3 separate regions of the Homo sapiens genome follow, and regions 2 and 3 are each linked to region 1. Evidence: chromatin loops called from intact Hi-C (ENCODE). Cell type or tissue: heart right ventricle. All regions are shown on one strand. Links, peaks and the distances in the headings refer to the core of each region. The heading gives the core; the rest is flanking DNA.

Region 1 (6,113 bases), core at 550-5,549:
GGCTTCGCACTCAGGAAGCCTCCTCCCACAGATGGTTCCCTATTAACTCCAAGTATGCATAATTTTACAGCCAGCAGTTCCCAGGTGATATGGTTTGGACGTGGTTCTCTCCAAATCTCATGCTGAAATGTGATCCCCACTGCTGAAGGGGGAGCCTAGTGGGAGGTGTTTGGGTCATGGGGGCGGATCCCTCATGAATGGCTTAGTGCTGTCCTTGCCGCATTGAGTGAGTTCTTAGTCTGTGATTTCATGTGAGAGCTGGTTGTTTAGAGTAGCATGCCACTCCTCCTCTCTCTCTTGCTTTGTCTCTCACCGTGTGACATTCTGGCTCCCCTTCGCTCCACCATGATTGTAATATTCTTTAGGCCCTCACCAGAAGCACCAGTGTTCTAGTAAAAGATCTAGGCTTGAGTTTTATCCAATCAACTTAGGAGATGTGTTCATCTCTCAGACAACCACTGTAACATGGGGAAAGAATATGCTAATTGTCCATGCTGGAGTTACTTGCTGGCTGCTGAAACAGGACATGGGGTGGAATCAGCCCACACAGACCACTTGCAGGAAGAATCAGGGAGGGGTAGTTCCCCTAAAGAAAAATGGAGAATCTGCTAGTAGAAGAAGTTGCATGGATGCTGGCCAGGCATGGGAGGTGTCCACAAAGCAGGGTGATGTAGATCATGGTGAGGAGTTGGGATTTTATACTATGAGCACTGGGAAGCGATCAAAGCATTTTAAACAGAAGAGTGATCCACTGACATATGTTCTGATGACATTTCAAAAACAAAATTCTTACTGCAGGTTACAGAAAGTACTTCAGGGAGCTAAGCTTGGAAGGATTGAAATCAGGGGCTATGATAGAATGACAGGCAGGAGAGCTTGGTGCCTTGAACCAGGGTGGTATTTGTAGAAATCAGAAAAACATGAACATATTTGAGATACTCTTGTGGAAGAGCTGATGTCACTTGTTGATGGATCAGAGATGGGCTAGTAAATGAAAGAAGTCAAGCATGATTCCCAGGGCTTGGGCTTGATCACCTGAGTAAATCATGATGCCATTTACCAACAGGAGAAAGACATGGGAAGTGGGAAGACAGGGATGAGCTGGGAGGGCAAAAATCAAGAGTTCTGTCATGAATACAGAAGAACAGTCTGTGCTGGAATTATAAATCCAGGAATCATCAGCATATAGACATTATTTAAATGAGAAAGACGGAATGAGATCACTCAGGAAATCATGTAGAGAAAAGAAGTGGGGGCACTCATACTACTTCACCAACAATTTCTCCACTCTGTCCAACCCGGTCCTCTTGGGTTCTGAGCAAATAGGGGTTCTCTCACCCCTGGACTTCTTTCTTGTGCCATTCTCATTGCCTGCAATGCCTTCCTCCCTTTTCCTAGTATCCCTGAATGCTCATTCTTTAAGGATCAGCTCAAATCTACCCTCTCCAGGAATCATGGGCCTTGTTTAGCCCCACTGCCAATGTCGGCCTCCTTGCTTCCCGTAACTTTGTTTATTCACTGCACATTTGGCATTTGTAAGTCAATGTCTTCTGCTCTGTGTATATGTCATATTTCTCCCAATTAGAGTATAAGCTCAGAGAAGGCAGTCTGGATGCCTTTACACTCCCCAGTATTTGGCAGGTTTTCCAGAAAAGAGTTAAAACAAACATCTGTTGATCAATGACCACATTCACTCTTATCTTCTCTTGCTACTTTTGTGCCAGTGGTTGAGAATTAATCTCAAATTCTGAGCAGCTCAGCAAGGGTGTTTCAATCAATTTCTTGAAAATAAGGCAGCAATTGTCAAATGCTTTAAGACACTTATGGCAAATAAATGCTTGTGGCAAATAAAAAGAATATGACTCACTTCATATTGAAAAGAACCAGATGAAAGTAGTTTCCCACAGAGGAAAGTCATAGAATTAAAATGAATGTCTATGAACCACTTCAACTATTTTTGCATCTACCCCTGAATAATATTCCACTTAACTGGAACATATCTCAGTGTGTTTGTGCCCATTTAACACTCCCTGTCTTCCCAACCCAGCATCTGTAACTTACAGCCTGTAGTCATTCCAAAATGCTTCCACGTGGCTAACCTGGGTTGCCAAGCCCCATCTGGCTCAATTAGCACTGGAGATTCTGGAGAGCCCCAAATTATCATTCTTTTCTGGTTGTACTACCAAAGACCTTCCCATCCTATCTCTTCCTCAAACTCCCTAAGTTCCATAGTTGTATTTGTTCCAATTTTGAATCCCAATAGTCCCCAGCTGTTTTAGATGCCCCGCCTCCCCACCCCCATCTGGGCTCTCCTGGCTGGGCTTCCCATGACAGTATTCTCCAATTAGGCAAATCACCCTTCAATCCCCAAATTTTCTTTAAAGCTGTAGCAAGTACACCCACAGTCGTGACAATACTGAATAAAATGGAATAGGTCTGATTCACTTTCCCAAAGCTGACTTTTGCTGCTGATTGACTCATATCTGTTTACCAGAGGTCATTTGATTTCCTCCTTTTGACTCATGCTCAACTTCAAAACTGATATAACTTGAGTGTGCCACTCGAATGTGACCTTCCTTTTTGCCTGCAGAACCTCCAGCTCCACTCAGCTCCTGGGGCTCAGCCAGCAGAGCTGTGCAGTGGAAAGGAATCCACCTTGGAACAGGATCCCTGGCTTTACCACTTCAATTGCTGAGTGATCTCCAGCTAGTTAGTTTCAGCCTATTTCCTCATGTGAAAAATTGAGGTAAAAATACTTGGAAATATTGTTGTAAAGGTTAAGTAACGTAAGAAAAATGCCTGGAACCATGTCTTCCACCAAAGTAGGTAGGGGCTCAACAAATATTGAATTGATTCATATGACATTGCCATTTATATAGGTCAAAAATGGCCAAATATTGACAATTTCATATGGTTCAACCTGCCATCAGCCTATTACTCAAGCACCTAAGAAATCAGTGTCCAATTGGTTGGAGTATTGGGTACAAACAAGGTAGAACCTTAGAGGTAGAACCCCAGTGTTGACTTTTATTTACATTATCAAAGAATCAAGGAAGGCCAGCACCCTACTATGCACTTTAAATTCTGGAAGATTTTCTTCACTCTTAGCTAGTTAAACAAAGCCGATTTAAGAGACAGGATAAAATTGTGGTTTAGAGCCTAGACTCTGGGGAGAGATTGTCTGGGATTAAATTCCAGCTCTGCTACTGACGAGCATTGTGAAACTGAGCAAGTTTGTTAATCAACCTGGGTCTCAGTTTTGTTCCCCGTGACATAGGATATTACAGGGTGTTGTGCAGATGAAATAAGTTAAAACATGTAACATTCTTAGAATCTGGAAGTGTTAACGATCATTATCTTGATTTAAAATAGGTGGTTTGGCCTGACTAGTTAGTGAAATCTCTTTCACAACAAAGCACCCATTGGGTAGAAATCAGAACTCCAGCAATGGAGAATCAGCCTCCCCTTGTTGATCAGTCCCAGTTTAGCAGCTGGGATACTCCTTGGGAAGCTCAAAGATGGTAGGTGTCACCACCCATGATAGCTCAGTGAGAATCCACCCAGCCAGTGATGAGTGCTTCAAGGGTGGGGCAGAGAATATCACACAGTCATTTGGAGCAGTGGTGATTCATGCACACCCTGAAAACCTCAACAGAAAAGAGATGGTAGCAGATGAAAAGGAAGAGGGATACAATTTCCACAACCAAGAAGAAACAGACACTGCTCATTCTGGTGAGAAATGAGAGCATAATTTGAATTCAGCATTTATTTAGAAAATCAGATTAATGAGGACAAAGACATCATAAGGAAAATAATGATAAAGACCTCTAGGCTTTCCCACAATCACTTTCATGTATATTATCAAACTATATCCACACACAAAAAGTCTCTGAGTCAGATAGGCAAAGCCAGCATTATTTTCATGTATGGATGAGGAACTGATGAATCATGGAGTTTGAATGGCTAACTAGAGTCTAAAAGAATGTAGAAACCCATAAAAGACAAAGAGAATAAAGAAAACAAGCAGACAAGAGAATTCCACACAAGTTTGAAAGATAGGACCAGATGGAGGTAAGTGGTTTAGTAAGACAGAGGAAGCAAGGATTTAAGTCACCTGAAGACAAGTTACCACAAATGAATTAGCTCATTCATCCCAATGGAAAACCTGAGATGCTCAAGATTTGGAGACAGCAGGTACAATGAAGGGTTGGGGTGAGGTAAGGAGCTAAAAATAGAAGTTGAAAGTTCGTTTGTGAAGCAGTCATGTTCTTCTCTCACCTTGCACAGTCAGGCCACTAGTTTCCCAGGCTGGTGATGAAAGAGTTTTTTTGTGTGTAATTTGAATGGGAAAGGCTTTGACTTGGGGCTACAGAGATAGGGGCAACAGAGGGGAGGGACATGGAAGTCTGCAAACTTAACCAACTTCTCTTCATTTCTCCCTCCCTACTACTCTTCTCCGCCTCACTTCTCTAAAGAAGATATACAAATGGCTAACAGGTATGTGAAAAAATGCTCAACGTCACTAATTGTTAGGGAAATGCAAGTCAAAACCACAATGAGATATCATCCCACCCCAGTTAGAATGGCTGTTATCAAAAAGACAAAAACTAAATGTTGGTGAGGATGTGAAGAAAGGGGAATGCTTATACACTGCTGATGAGAATGTAAATTAGTACAACTATTATGGAAACAATATAAAGGTTCCTCAAAAATCTTAAAATGGAACTACCATATGATCCAGCAATCCCACGATTGGGAATATATCCAAAAGAAAGGAAATCAGAATATTGAAGAAATATCTGTACCCCCATGTTTATTGTGGCACTATTCACAATAGCCAAGATAAGGAATCAACCTGTGTCCATCAACAAATAAATGGATAAAGAAAATGAGGTCTGTATATACAATGGAATGCTATTGTATATAAATACATTTTCAGCCATAAAAAACGAAATCCTGTCTTTTGAAGAAATGTGGATGGAACTAGGGGATGTTATGTTAAGTGAAATAAGCTCGGCAAAGAAAGACAAATATTGTATATTCTCACTTATATGTGAAACTGAAAAAAGTTGATGTCTTGGAGGTAGCGAGTAGAATGATGGTTATCAGATTATCTTTTGACAAATTAAATTATCCTAAAGAAAAAGTTTCCAGCTTTATTGATTGACCGATTTGCATTTATGAACTCCATGTTCAATCACCCACATTGTGCACACGTACCCTAAAACTTAAAGTATAATAATAATAAAATAAAAAAAGAAAGAAATAATAAATAACTTATTTACCTTTAAAAAAAAAAAAAAGATCATCATCACACCACTGCACTCCAGCCTGGGTAACAGAGTGAGATCTTGTCTCAAAAAAATAAATAAATAAATAAAAATAAAAAGAGAGAGAGAAAAAAAGTAAAGTGACAATAAAATTTCCCAGGAGTAAAAAAAAAATCTCCAGATTGAACACATTGCTTTTATGAACAGAAAAATAAATTAATTAAGGCCCACCCTATGCCAAACTATGTAATTGTGAGATTATGTGTTACCCCCAAATTATGTGAGAAACATTATGAGATAATTGTGTCCCCAAAGAGAGGGGAAAAGTCACTTACAAGAAAATAAGCATGAGGAAGGAATAGGATTATACAACACTTACAATAAATGTTAGAAGAGATCAATAAGATAGTGCCTTCAAATATGTGAAGGAAAATTAAGTTTCAACCTAGACTTTGAATCTCAGCCAGACTATAACTCCAGAGAGTTGATAAAATAAAGACATTTTCAGAAGAGTAGGAATGCAAAAACACTACCCCTATTTCTTTTTTTTAAAAGCAACTGGAGGACTTTCAGTTATCTTAATGGCAGTCTAGACCAATCCTCCTGATGAGGTTGACTAAAACAGCTATATATGTATATTGAGTAACGTAGAGGATGAATATATACATACATACTTTTTTTCTTAAAATCCTTAAAAAGCAAACTAGTGAGGGATTACCATGCCAAAAACTTGGGAGAATATAAGAAGGAAAAAGCAAGTACTCACAGATGCACTGGCCCTGATTAGGAAGAAACAGCTGCAGTATGGAGCTGTGGTATTTGGCAGCCTCACTGAACAAAATA
Region 2 (5,000 bases), core at 1-5,000, 73 kb after region 1:
AAATCTCACTAGAAATTTCAACTGCTTAAAGAGGTTTTCCTGGTTTTATCATATCAATTTTATCATTGTGAGAATGCCTGGTGAATAAATATATGAGTCATCCTAATAATTATTCACATAACATCTACTATTATAATACCTTACACTAGTATAATGCTACTGCTTCACAAATAAGTTCTTACCTAAACAGTCTATTCTTAAAGTATACAGATCCTATATTTCTTATATCCCAGAAGCAACTAGCAACCTGCTAAAGCTAAGGTAGATTCTAAATTTTTAATATTTGATATCACAAAAAGTAATTCAATCTTAGCTTTTGCAGACAAAATAAGTTCAAAAAGTAATATCCTAGAAGGAGATCTTTTTAATTACTCTAACAGGTTAAGTGTATAACCACCACACTTTTCTGCCCTGGAAGGCCCTAAAGGTAAGTTTTTTAATTATAGCCTAGAGCATTATTACTTACAGCTTAGAAAACAGAGGGGAAAAAAAAAAGGCATGATCTTAAAGCAATTATAACTTTTGTGTCATTTCTCCAAGTCTTTTTATATAGTATGCTTTGACAAAGTTATAATCAGTATATATATAACTGTTTCCTGCTTTTCACCTACATCTTGGGCATTCTGTCATGTGTTATTACATCGTCTGCATAGTTTCTGTAACTACACAGATTCTACATAATCCTTCTTAATGGTTTTATGGTGAAAGTTCAAGCAAGGGAGCAAGTCATACATTACATAAACATTTCCCCGTTGATGGACATCTGCACTGCTTCAGAATTTTTACTATTAAAATTAATGCTTAAAAAACTATAAGGACAGATAACAGAGCAGTGATTGGCAAGGGCTGGGGGCTAGGAGAGGGGTTTAATGCAAAGGAGCATGAAGGACATTTTTGTTCTTACCTTTAATAAATGCGTAGTATATGTTTGTCAAAAATTACAGTACTGTACACTAAAAAGTATGAATTTTATTGCATGTAAATAAGTCAATAAACAAATGACAAAAAAATTAACGCCTACCTAAAATAGAATCACAAATGTGTGATGGCTTAATAGACATCTTCAATTCACTACCAATGGGATTATAAAAATTGTTTAAAGTTCCACTTTATAGTATTCTTTCTACTACTAAAATTAACTTTTTAATTTATATTACCTCTATTCCTTGGTAAATAGAATATTTTCTCATATCTGTTTATAAACTTTATTTTCTTTTATGCCATGTCTATGTTTCAGTTTCTGAGATTAATCTGGCTTTCTATGTATAAGCACTTTATAAAATGATAACCAGTTTGTTAAATTTACCGTAAATATTTTGCTATGTCAGTTTTTTCAAGTGCTAGATATGCTATAAGTATTAAATGTAATTTTTTGTGAAAAAGTATAACAAGCCAAATTTAAAAAGTGAGTTACCAGGGTCTTGTGACTAGTATGTACTGTTACATGCCAAAGATCATTAAAATCATATTTTCTTTTTTGCTAGTTAACATAATTGATTTAAAGTTTTGGTGCATAACGATATATGCCAAGTACTATAGATTTAGCTCAAGAATTTTCTCTGGGTTACACAGGCCCTTTAAAAACATTCCCATAATACAGCGATCGTACTTCCCAAAGATTTTCCATCTCCACATCATGTCTTCTTTTCGCATTCTCAGAATGAGAAAGACAATGAACAATAAAACAACACAAAGTTCAAAAATAAATATTACCAGGAATCTGAGATGAAATTAAGGATATGCAGCAATGAAATTTAATGAATTTACCTTTGGCTAAAGAAAAAAAAGGAAGAGAAAAAGAAAAACATATTATATTAAACAATTCTCAATGCCTGATTAAGAAAAAGTTCATTTGGAGAAAAAAAATATTCTGGCACTGAATTCATAAAAAAAAAAAATTTCATGATTTCTCAAAAGACATGTTTGTTAAATGGGCATTTCTTAGAAATCCGGTTAGTGGCACAACATTAAGTATTAATTCTGTTAAAGCATTTCTCTAGAAAGCTAAAACAGTATGATACGAATACATTAATTTTCAAATTCATAATTTAACACAAAAACAATGCAAAGAAAATCTGGAAGAATGAAAAGTGCCATTTTCACTGGGATGCTTCTGGGATGAATATTAAGGTCAGGAAACTATGGTAAGTGCTCGTGCATTAAAGGGTGGTAGTATTCCTCAAGAAGCATCTGAAGTGCCAATCTTCACTGCTGTTAATTTTAAAGACACCTGTAATCTTTTAATAGCAGGTGAGTAAGACATTAAAAATTCATGTTCAACTGTGAAGCTTAGGTGCCTAGGAATAGAATCAACATTTTTTTCAAATTAGGTAACCCAAAAACATAGCTGTATTTTGAGGAAGAACTAGTTAGAGGCCTAAGAATTATCTGGGTCCAAACCAAACGTTTTGAGTTTGATAAGGGCAAGTGATTGTTACCAACCAACCATCTAAATCATAAAAGAGCTTCAACATAACATATAAATATCTCAATTTAGATAAAATTACCAAGATTCACCAGGATCAAGTCAGTTTCTAAACCACCCTCACGGAGTAGACAGAATTTACTGCTCTTTATAAAAAAACAAAAATGTCCTCCTAAGGACTGCAAAATATTTAACAAACACAGTAGATTCTGCCGTTTGTAAATTCCTCATGTATTTCAAGCTTTGTGTGTGTGTTTAGCATAAGTCAAATAAAGCTGTGCTTCTCAAACTTTCATGTATAAAATCACCAGAGAATCATAATAAAATGCAGATTTTGATTCAGATCATCTAGGCTGGATCCAAGTGATACCTACGCTGCTGGTCCTTGAGTAGCAAGAAAATAGAGAAGGATTCTTATTTTCTTGTTTGCTATATAGATACTTGCCACATAGCTAATATATCTAATAGCAATATCAAGTCATATGAACATAAATTTAAAAGGAGGGCTAGGTCACAGCCCTGTTTTACACCATATAGAAATAAAATTGTATCATTCCTCTTTACTCTAAGTTTAACCATATGCCAAAGCAGGAAGGGGTTGTGTTTTACAATTAGATTACAAAGTTTCATCCATGGAAAAGTTCCTGCATAGTAAATGGCATAGTATCAGTAAATTCTGCAGTCTATTCCTAACAATTTTCTTGTTTAAGTAAGACATTATATAAGTGACACATAAATTTCCTTAAAAATCCGTTTGTAAAATAAAAATCCAAATTGGTATAAACACCACCATCAAAAAAGTTAAAAAAAAAAAAAACAAACACAGAATGAGAGAAAATATTTGCAAATGATATATCTGATAAAAGACATACATAAGAATATATAAACAACTCTTACAGTTCAGTAATACAAAGATAACCCAGTTATAAAACATGCAAAGGTTAATGAAGAAACTCCTCCAAAGAAAATAGAGACAGAGAGAGCCAATAACCACACGAATTAAGTACATGAAAAAATGCTCAACGTCATTAGCGATTGGAGAAATATAAATCAAAATCACAATGAGATATCACTACACACTTCCTAAAATGGCTATATTAAAAAAGAAGAAGAAGAAGAACAAGTGTTGGAGAGGGTGTGGAGAAACTGGAACTCTTCTTACATTGCTGACAGGAATGTAAACTGGTACAACTGCTTTGAAAAACAGTTTAACGGTTCCTGTTAAAAGAGTTACCATACAACCCAATAATGCCACTCCTAGGTATGTGCCTGAGAGAAATGAAAACATATATCCACAGAAGAATTTATCCATGAATAGCTAAAAAGTATAAACAACCCAAATGCCCATCAACTGCTGAATGAATAAAAGTGATATATCTATTTCAATGGAATATTATTCTGCAATAAAAAGAAAAGCACTCATACATGCTACAAAATGGATGAACCTTGAAAACATTACACTAAGTAACAAGACAACTCACAAAAGACTACATATTATGTGATTCCATTTAAATTAAATGTCCAGAACAGGCAAACTTAAGACAGAAAAGAGATTACTGGTTGCCTAAGACTAGTGCAGTTTCAGGGGAATGAGGAGGGATAGGAGGGAGTGACTCTTAATGGATATGAGATTTTTTCCGGGGGTGATGAAAAGCTGATAGTTGTGATGGTTGTATAACCCCGTGAACATACTGAAAAGCCATTGAATTGTATACACTTTAAGTGGTTTTGTGAATTTTATCTCAATAAGGCTGTTTTAAAAATCCAATTAAAATAAAAATATTATATTTTTGGTGAAAGTATAAGTGTTGACTGATAGAAGCAGCAATTAGAGGGTCTTTTATTATAATACATTTATTTGGAAAGACACAAAAACAGTCCTCATCTCTCTTTCTTCAGCCTACTATGCTTGGCACCAACCCATTCCTTCCTCAACTTTGTAGCTGGGGTTGGGCTGAGTACAGAGGTGGTCCACTTGTAAGATGAGGATAGGGTGTGTGGTTCAATTGCACAATAATGCTGATTCCAAGTATTTTATTCCCTGAATAACTAACAGGTGTAGGTTGATGGAGGAGGTAAGAAGGGATAAAGGGAAAAAAACAACTTAGGGTATCAAAGGAGCACTAGAAGAAGGATTCTCTGCTTAGAATGTTTCCCTTCCCCATGTGTAGTCTATCATGAGAGATACTCAAGAACAGAAGTTCAAAAAAAAGGAAATTAAAAAAAAGAAGATAAATTGTGCCAAGACTACTTACTATGTGCCCTCCCTTCATTAATTCTTTGTATAAGGCACTGAGCAAAGAACAAACAGAAATTTAACAATAAAGGTCCTTGAGCTTACAACAAAGTTAAACGCTAAAAAATATCTGCATCCAAAGAGGTAAGATGCATTCTTATAACCTGAGGGAGATGAAGAATTGCATTTGAAATGAGTCTCGATGTTAAGTAGAATTTTCAAGGCTAAGAGCACTGGAGCTAAGGGATGAGGACTAAAAGCAACTAATTATGTGTAAAAAACTCATCTAATGACAGAAAACTTCAACATTATAATTCCCTGTCCTCTAGTTCACAGACT
Region 3 (6,113 bases), core at 423-5,422, 110 kb after region 1:
AATGAATGGCTGGGAGCTTTCCAGTTCTGGGCAAATATAAAACTCAGGGAAACAAAGACAGTATTGGAGTCGCTGGGTCAGTGATTAGAGATCCTTATGTCACCCGCTTCAGAACACCAGCCCTGAGTTTTCTCTCAGCTGTGCACCAGTGACTGGATGCCTGACTGCAGCAGCCACTACGACAAGAAGGAGGCAGTATAGATGAAGCCTACCATAAGATGGAGCTCATCCTTACAGAGATCTTTTCTTTAATTTTTTTTTAAGTTAAAAGCAATAAATGTATTCTTAAGTGGTAGATGGATTGTTCTTTGGCTTTAGGCAAATGTATTAGAGGAAAGTAACACATATGGCCTTGAAGGGGAAAAATAGGGCAACTATCAAGATCTGGATCTAATTGCTTAACTAGTCTCTTAGCAGTCAGCCTTGAATAATAGGCAAGGTCAGGATGAAAGCGACTTCTAAGAATGCCTTACTCCCCCTGTCCTAAGTACTGTATCTCTATTAAATCACTTACTTTCCAGAACACCTCTGAGGTAGTCATTCCTATGATTTCTACTTTACAAATTGAAAGTATAGAAAGGTTAACTAAATTTGACCAAAGTTACCCAACAAATAAATGTACAACTAAAATTGAACCCAAATAATGGGGCTGCACAGGCTGTACTCTAATCAAAACATACGGCATTCAATATCACAGTAGTTTTACATAAAATCTAAGCATTAAACATAATTTTTGCTAGATCTATCCCACCCTGAAACTCACAAATCACAGTGTATGTAAATGTCTGCATTCGTTTCCCTTTGTTAATGTTTCCTATATTGCTGAACAACATCTTTGTTCTGAAACACAGAAAAGATGCACATGATTATATGCATACAGGAGCTAAGCAACACATTTTTCCTGAAATAAACACTAGTCCCACTTATTATGTACCCCATTTTTCCTCCTCCCTCTAAATCAAAGCAGTGTTTCATTTAACATATGTGTCATCTAGTATGAGCAAATAAACTACATAAAGCAAAACAAAACAAGAGTATTTGGCGACCCTTTAAATTATCATGCCAGACATAGTGGACTTCTTGTTCAGAGCTAAAAGACACTGACATCCTCCTCTCTCCCTAGACACAGACAGGGCTTACTAAGAGAGCATCATTTCCATTTCCAAAGGTCATGGAGTTTGTGACAAAATAGTGCTTAGTGATGCTTGTTCAAAAGCTGAAGTGAAGAAAGTACAACAAAAGAAGGGAAGCATTTTAGAATGGGCAGAGACCTTAGTTTTTAGAGCTCAGAAAAAAATCACACAGCTAGAAAATGTTAGAAATCAGCTACTGCAATACTTTGAGTCTTCTGGAGGAAAGTGAAGATTAGAAAAGTTAGCTCCACAGCAGCACAGTGGAATTAGGACGCATAGTTCCTGAGACTCTCTGTCATGAGTTGTGCATACTAGGCAAAGAAGACTAGAATTATGGCAACCTCACCATGAACTTGTTATGGTTTTCTCTTTGTACTACTGGCCTCTCCTAATTTCTCCACCATGAGAAAAGCAGACAGGTACATTGAGAAGCACAATTATGAAGCCTAAGACCCACAAGGCTTTGGAGCCAGACCACTGAATATTTCAATGACTCCATCCTCTACCAGCCTGTGATCTTGGGTATATTACATTTCCAGCATCTGTTTCTTGGCCCAGTATTGGACACTGTATGACTAACCTTGTAGGAATCTGGGGAACACTGGAGATAATGTAAGTTAAGTGCCAAACACAGTAGGTGATAAAAAATGAAACGTATTATTACAAGCATATATTTCTCTACCCATTGACAGTCTTCATCTTTTTTTAGTTCCTCAAATCATTGCACGTGTAGGAAACATCTACAGCACTTAACATGACTACAAGTGAATGCTAATTTAAAAAATAATTATGAACTTTTTCAAACATACAGGAGAGCATGGAAAATAATATACCATCACCAATGTAAGTACCCATTAAAAATACAGAGCTGTCTTGTACGTTTTAAAACTTTATATAAATGTTATCAAATTATCCATATTATTCTATAATTTACTTCTCCCACATATTACATTTTAGAAATTTACCCATATTCACATATGTAGGTTTCCTAGTTATTTTTAATGCCCTATAGTATTGATTTCATGAACCTGCCATAATGTATTCCTGCATCCTCCTACTGATGGACATTTAGATTGTTTCCCATTATTTACCTATTACAAAGAATGCTGCATAGGCATCCTTCTCACTCGTGCTTCTTTGGGTACCTGTGAGAGAGTTTCTTTGGGATACAAATCCAGAGGTAGAATTGCTAGATTCATAAGATATGCCCATCTTCAACATTACTAGTCATTGCTAAATCATGTTTCCAAATCACTGTAGCATTTTATTGTCATCTTTGCTCGAGAGTATTTTTTAGGTTCTTTATTGAGATATATTTTACATACCATAAAATTTACCCATTTCAAGTATACAACTCAACAGTTTTTAGTATATGTGCAGAGTTGTGCAACCAGCACTGCAATCTAATTTTAGAACATTTTAATGTGATAGCATTATTTATAAATACACATAAAATATACAGAAATCTGTAAAGCTTGTTATGTGTCCTGTCCAATATATACATGGAAAACCTCCGGAAGGAGCTAGTTTGTAGAGGTCCCCTACAAATAATAGAAAAAAACAATTTTCTTGATTTAAACCTGTAGTTTGAGTAGGTAGCTGAAAGCAACATTTCTAATTAGATTTGGAAACTGCTTAAATGCAGGTTCCTGTTACTTGCTAATAAAAGCATTTCTAATTATTCACCTCAGAGTGAAAATGACTCAGAACTCACTCTATCTGAAGAGAAATAGAAGTGTGTTAAACTAACTAAAGAAGTGATTTCCCCAGAACAATTCTTGCTCATGACAGAAAGGAAGGCAACTGTGAAGGAGTATAGATGTTGGAGTAAACAGTTGTGAGAGCAGGTTCATTGGCAAAGGAGAAGAGAGAAGAGCAATTGTCTTTCTTTTTTTCCACAAGTTAATTCGTTGAGCTTTTTTTTTTTTTTTTTTTTGAGACAGAGTCTCACTGTATCGCCTAGGCTGGAGTGCAGTGGCCAGATCTAGGCTCACTGCGACCCCTGCTGCCCAGGTTCAAGCAATTCTCCTGCCTCAGTCTCCTGAGTAGCTGGGATTACAAGCACCTGCCACCACGCCTGACTAATTTTTGTATTTTCAGTAGAGATGGGGTTTCACCGTCTTGGCCAGGCTGGTCTTGAACTACTGACCTCGTGATCCACCCACCTTGGCCTCCCAAAGTGCTGGGATTACAGGCATGAGCCACCACACCCAGCCTCATTGAGCTTTTAATCAAATAATTTTCATGCTCTGAGTTATTAATTAATGGCACTTTCAAGTATTACTTACCTCAATCCAAACTTAATATGTTAATTGACAAGAGTATTGCCACATATGACATATATATATATATATATATATATATATATATATATATATATATATATATATATAAGAAAGTTGTCCTTATCCAGCCGTTAAGTGTTCAAAATCTAATAAATTTTTCTACTTGGAATCTCATAAGAAACATCAGGTCCATGGACAACAACATCAGTTCTCTGGTTCATTCCTTCTGGTCATTGGCTTAAGGACATCAACTTCCAGATGCTGTGGTTTCATTTCATCAAGTGCCTGACAGCTTTCTGAAATTTCCTCCTTGCCCTTCAGACCATCCACAGGTGTGGAGGGTACGTCACTTTCTGTGACAGCTTAGCAGATGACCTAAGACCAGGCGGTGTAAGACTGAGAAGAGGAGGAAAGTCACAGAGGCAGCGCAGATTGCTCAGGGCAAACACACGGAATCCCACCTTACCAGCAATGCAGCCATGGCAACAGCTTCTCACTAGCCCTGGGGCCAGCCCCACCACACTCATGGATCAATGGACTTTCTCTACAGTTGGGAATAGCCTGACTCCACAGCATGGCATGTGGTTTCTTTACCTGCACTGAGGTTTTTTACCTGCAAAATGTACAGATAAAGGACCTGAAATCCTTTGCCTGCACTGAAATGATTCTCCTGAATTAGATACTAATATTGAGCCACTCTACACCCTTTGAATACTTGGGCCCCAACTCAGATTTCCTTTGCAACAAGACTGTGAAAACCACTTTGATCTCTTTTTTGCAGGGTCCTTTGCTGGGCAGACAGATGACTCAGTGAAATCTAGTCTATTTATTCGTTACTGGAGAGGAAGTGATTAAGCTTTCCAGGCTGGAACAACATCCACCATCAGGAACTGGGATTGGGCCTTAGGAATGAGCTGTTGCAAATGAGAGGGCCAAGGGAAGTTATTTCTGTTACTAGTGGTGTTACCTTCTATGCAGTGAAGTGGTTTTGACAACCAATGCATTAGGATCTGCAAAATTGAAGGATGAGGGACTGAAGCGGAAAACATCCCTGACTTGTGCTGGAAAGCGTTAACCCCAGCAAACAGCTTGTTGAATTCAAGGCAGAACTTAAGTTAGTCAGGAAAGAAAGGAGCAGAGTAGACTAGTGATACTCTTACTCCCTTCTCCACCCAACCCAAGGGGAATAGTATAACTAAACTCATACAGCCTATTCCCAAATGAGGCAAAATTATCTGGGAGTTGCTAAGCCCCAGAAAAGAGCTAAATTAAACGGATTACACCCTCTGCCCTCCATAATCAAATGAACACAAAGTTGATCCACCATTTTTAAGTGTAAGGAGCAACAAAACTCCACTGAAGGCATCCAGGTCTGAGCCATTCTTCCTCCTAACTGACTTCAAAGCTGGCACTCCTAGACTCCATTTTCCTGCTTTTCTAGTTTATGGCTCAACTTTCTACTTGTTAGAATCATGGCACCATGCTCTTGCATCCTTCATGCCACCAGCTTCCTCCGCACTCATACTCATCATTAACAGCTCACACATCTCTTGCTGATCAAGGGGGCTCCTCTGCTTTTCAGTGCCTGACTGGGGGCTGTACTGCACATGGGAACAAGGCCTGGCATCTTCCTTTGTCTTTGTTTAAAATCTATTCCCTACAAGTTGCGAGGTTTCCAAGGATAGGATTGTGGGTATGTAAAAATGCATATGTGTCCTGCCCGCCAACCCATGCTGCATATTGAATGTGTGTAGGCAACAAAAAATAGTTCTAGTAGCATAGATATGGTAGCTATATGTGAGGCACTAGCTCATTAAATCCTCAAAATGACCTTTCAGGGAGGTATTTATGATCTTTATTTTTAGATGAGGACATTAAAACTCAAAAAAATTAAGTGTCTTTTTAAGAACATCACTTACAGAGGACAGAGGTGGAATTCAAATCCAGGTAGTCTGACTCAGAAACGGTGTTGGAAGATGTTTGGATGCAGGGAGGCTAGGAGGTGTCCACTCAGGGTAGGGGTAGGGAGAATTTTGAAATAATGGAACCAGCTGGGAGTCAGATGGCTCTTTATCATTACTGGGTATCAACAATTTTCAATAATGCAGTGATGAATTATTTTTTCCATATGGGTGGACCACTCCTATCATCTTATTAGGCTGGACACTGTCATGTCTGTATACAGTGTCGGACACTGGAGCAGCCAGGCTACACCTTGGAAGGGAGCTCAACCGAAACACTGAGAATGGAAGAGCAAAAAGATGGAAAGAACCTGGGTTTGTTTTTTTACCTTTTCTTTTTTTTTTTAATTACAAGTTGAGCATCTCTAATATGAAAATCCAAAATCCAAAACACTTCTGGTCCCAAGCATTTTGGATAAGGGATATTCAACTTGTATTGTGGTAAAATATATATAACATAAAATCTATCATTTTAGCCATATTTAAGTGTACAATTCAGTGGTATTAAGTACATTTCGCAATGTTGTGTGTCATCACCATTACCCATTTCCAGAACGTTTTCAACAACCCCAAACAGAAACTCTGTACCCATTAAACAATAGCTCCATATTCCTCCCTGCCCTCAGCCCCTGGTAACCTCTATTCTTTCTGTCTCTGTGAATTTACCTTATATAAGTGGAATCCTATAATATTTGTCCTTTTGTATCTGGCTTATTTTACTTAGCATAATGTTT

The links. Peaks named below come from ENCODE experiments on the same cell type or tissue, not always from the same donor. Only the 100,000 strongest peaks of a DNase experiment are listed, where the experiment ranks them.
Region 2: it touches region 1 in a loop (2.1-fold over the local background); 24 of 110 quality-filtered maps call a loop at or near these places.
Region 3: a loop joins it to region 1, with 4 times the contacts of the local background. A loop is called at or near these places in 3 of 110 quality-filtered maps.

What each region holds. Positions count from the first base shown.
Region 1 is chr5:115,458,102-115,464,214 of GRCh38, forward strand. No RefSeq gene overlaps it. Among named protein-coding and RNA genes, the nearest start is that of FEM1C, 84 kb to the right of the region's middle. RefSeq lists an enhancer at 2,201-3,400. In heart right ventricle, for the core only: no CTCF peak of the experiment used is centred there; DNase peaks (open chromatin) are centred at 2,200 and 2,620; H3K27ac peaks cover 1,675 bases.
Region 2 is chr5:115,532,057-115,537,056 of GRCh38, forward strand. The region is part of intron 2 of FEM1C (fem-1 homolog C); the gene reads right to left. Among named protein-coding and RNA genes, the nearest start is that of FEM1C, 10 kb to the right of the region's middle. In heart right ventricle, for the core only: no CTCF peak of the experiment used is centred there; no DNase peak of the experiment used is centred there; H3K4me3 peaks cover 1,371 bases; H3K27ac peaks cover 696 bases.
Region 3 is chr5:115,571,613-115,577,725 of GRCh38, forward strand. No RefSeq gene overlaps it. Among named protein-coding and RNA genes, the nearest start is that of TICAM2-AS1, 27 kb to the right of the region's middle. RefSeq lists enhancers at 3,694-3,743, 3,774-3,843. In heart right ventricle, for the core only: a CTCF peak has its summit at 3,143 (motif pointing left); a DNase peak (open chromatin) is centred at 3,149.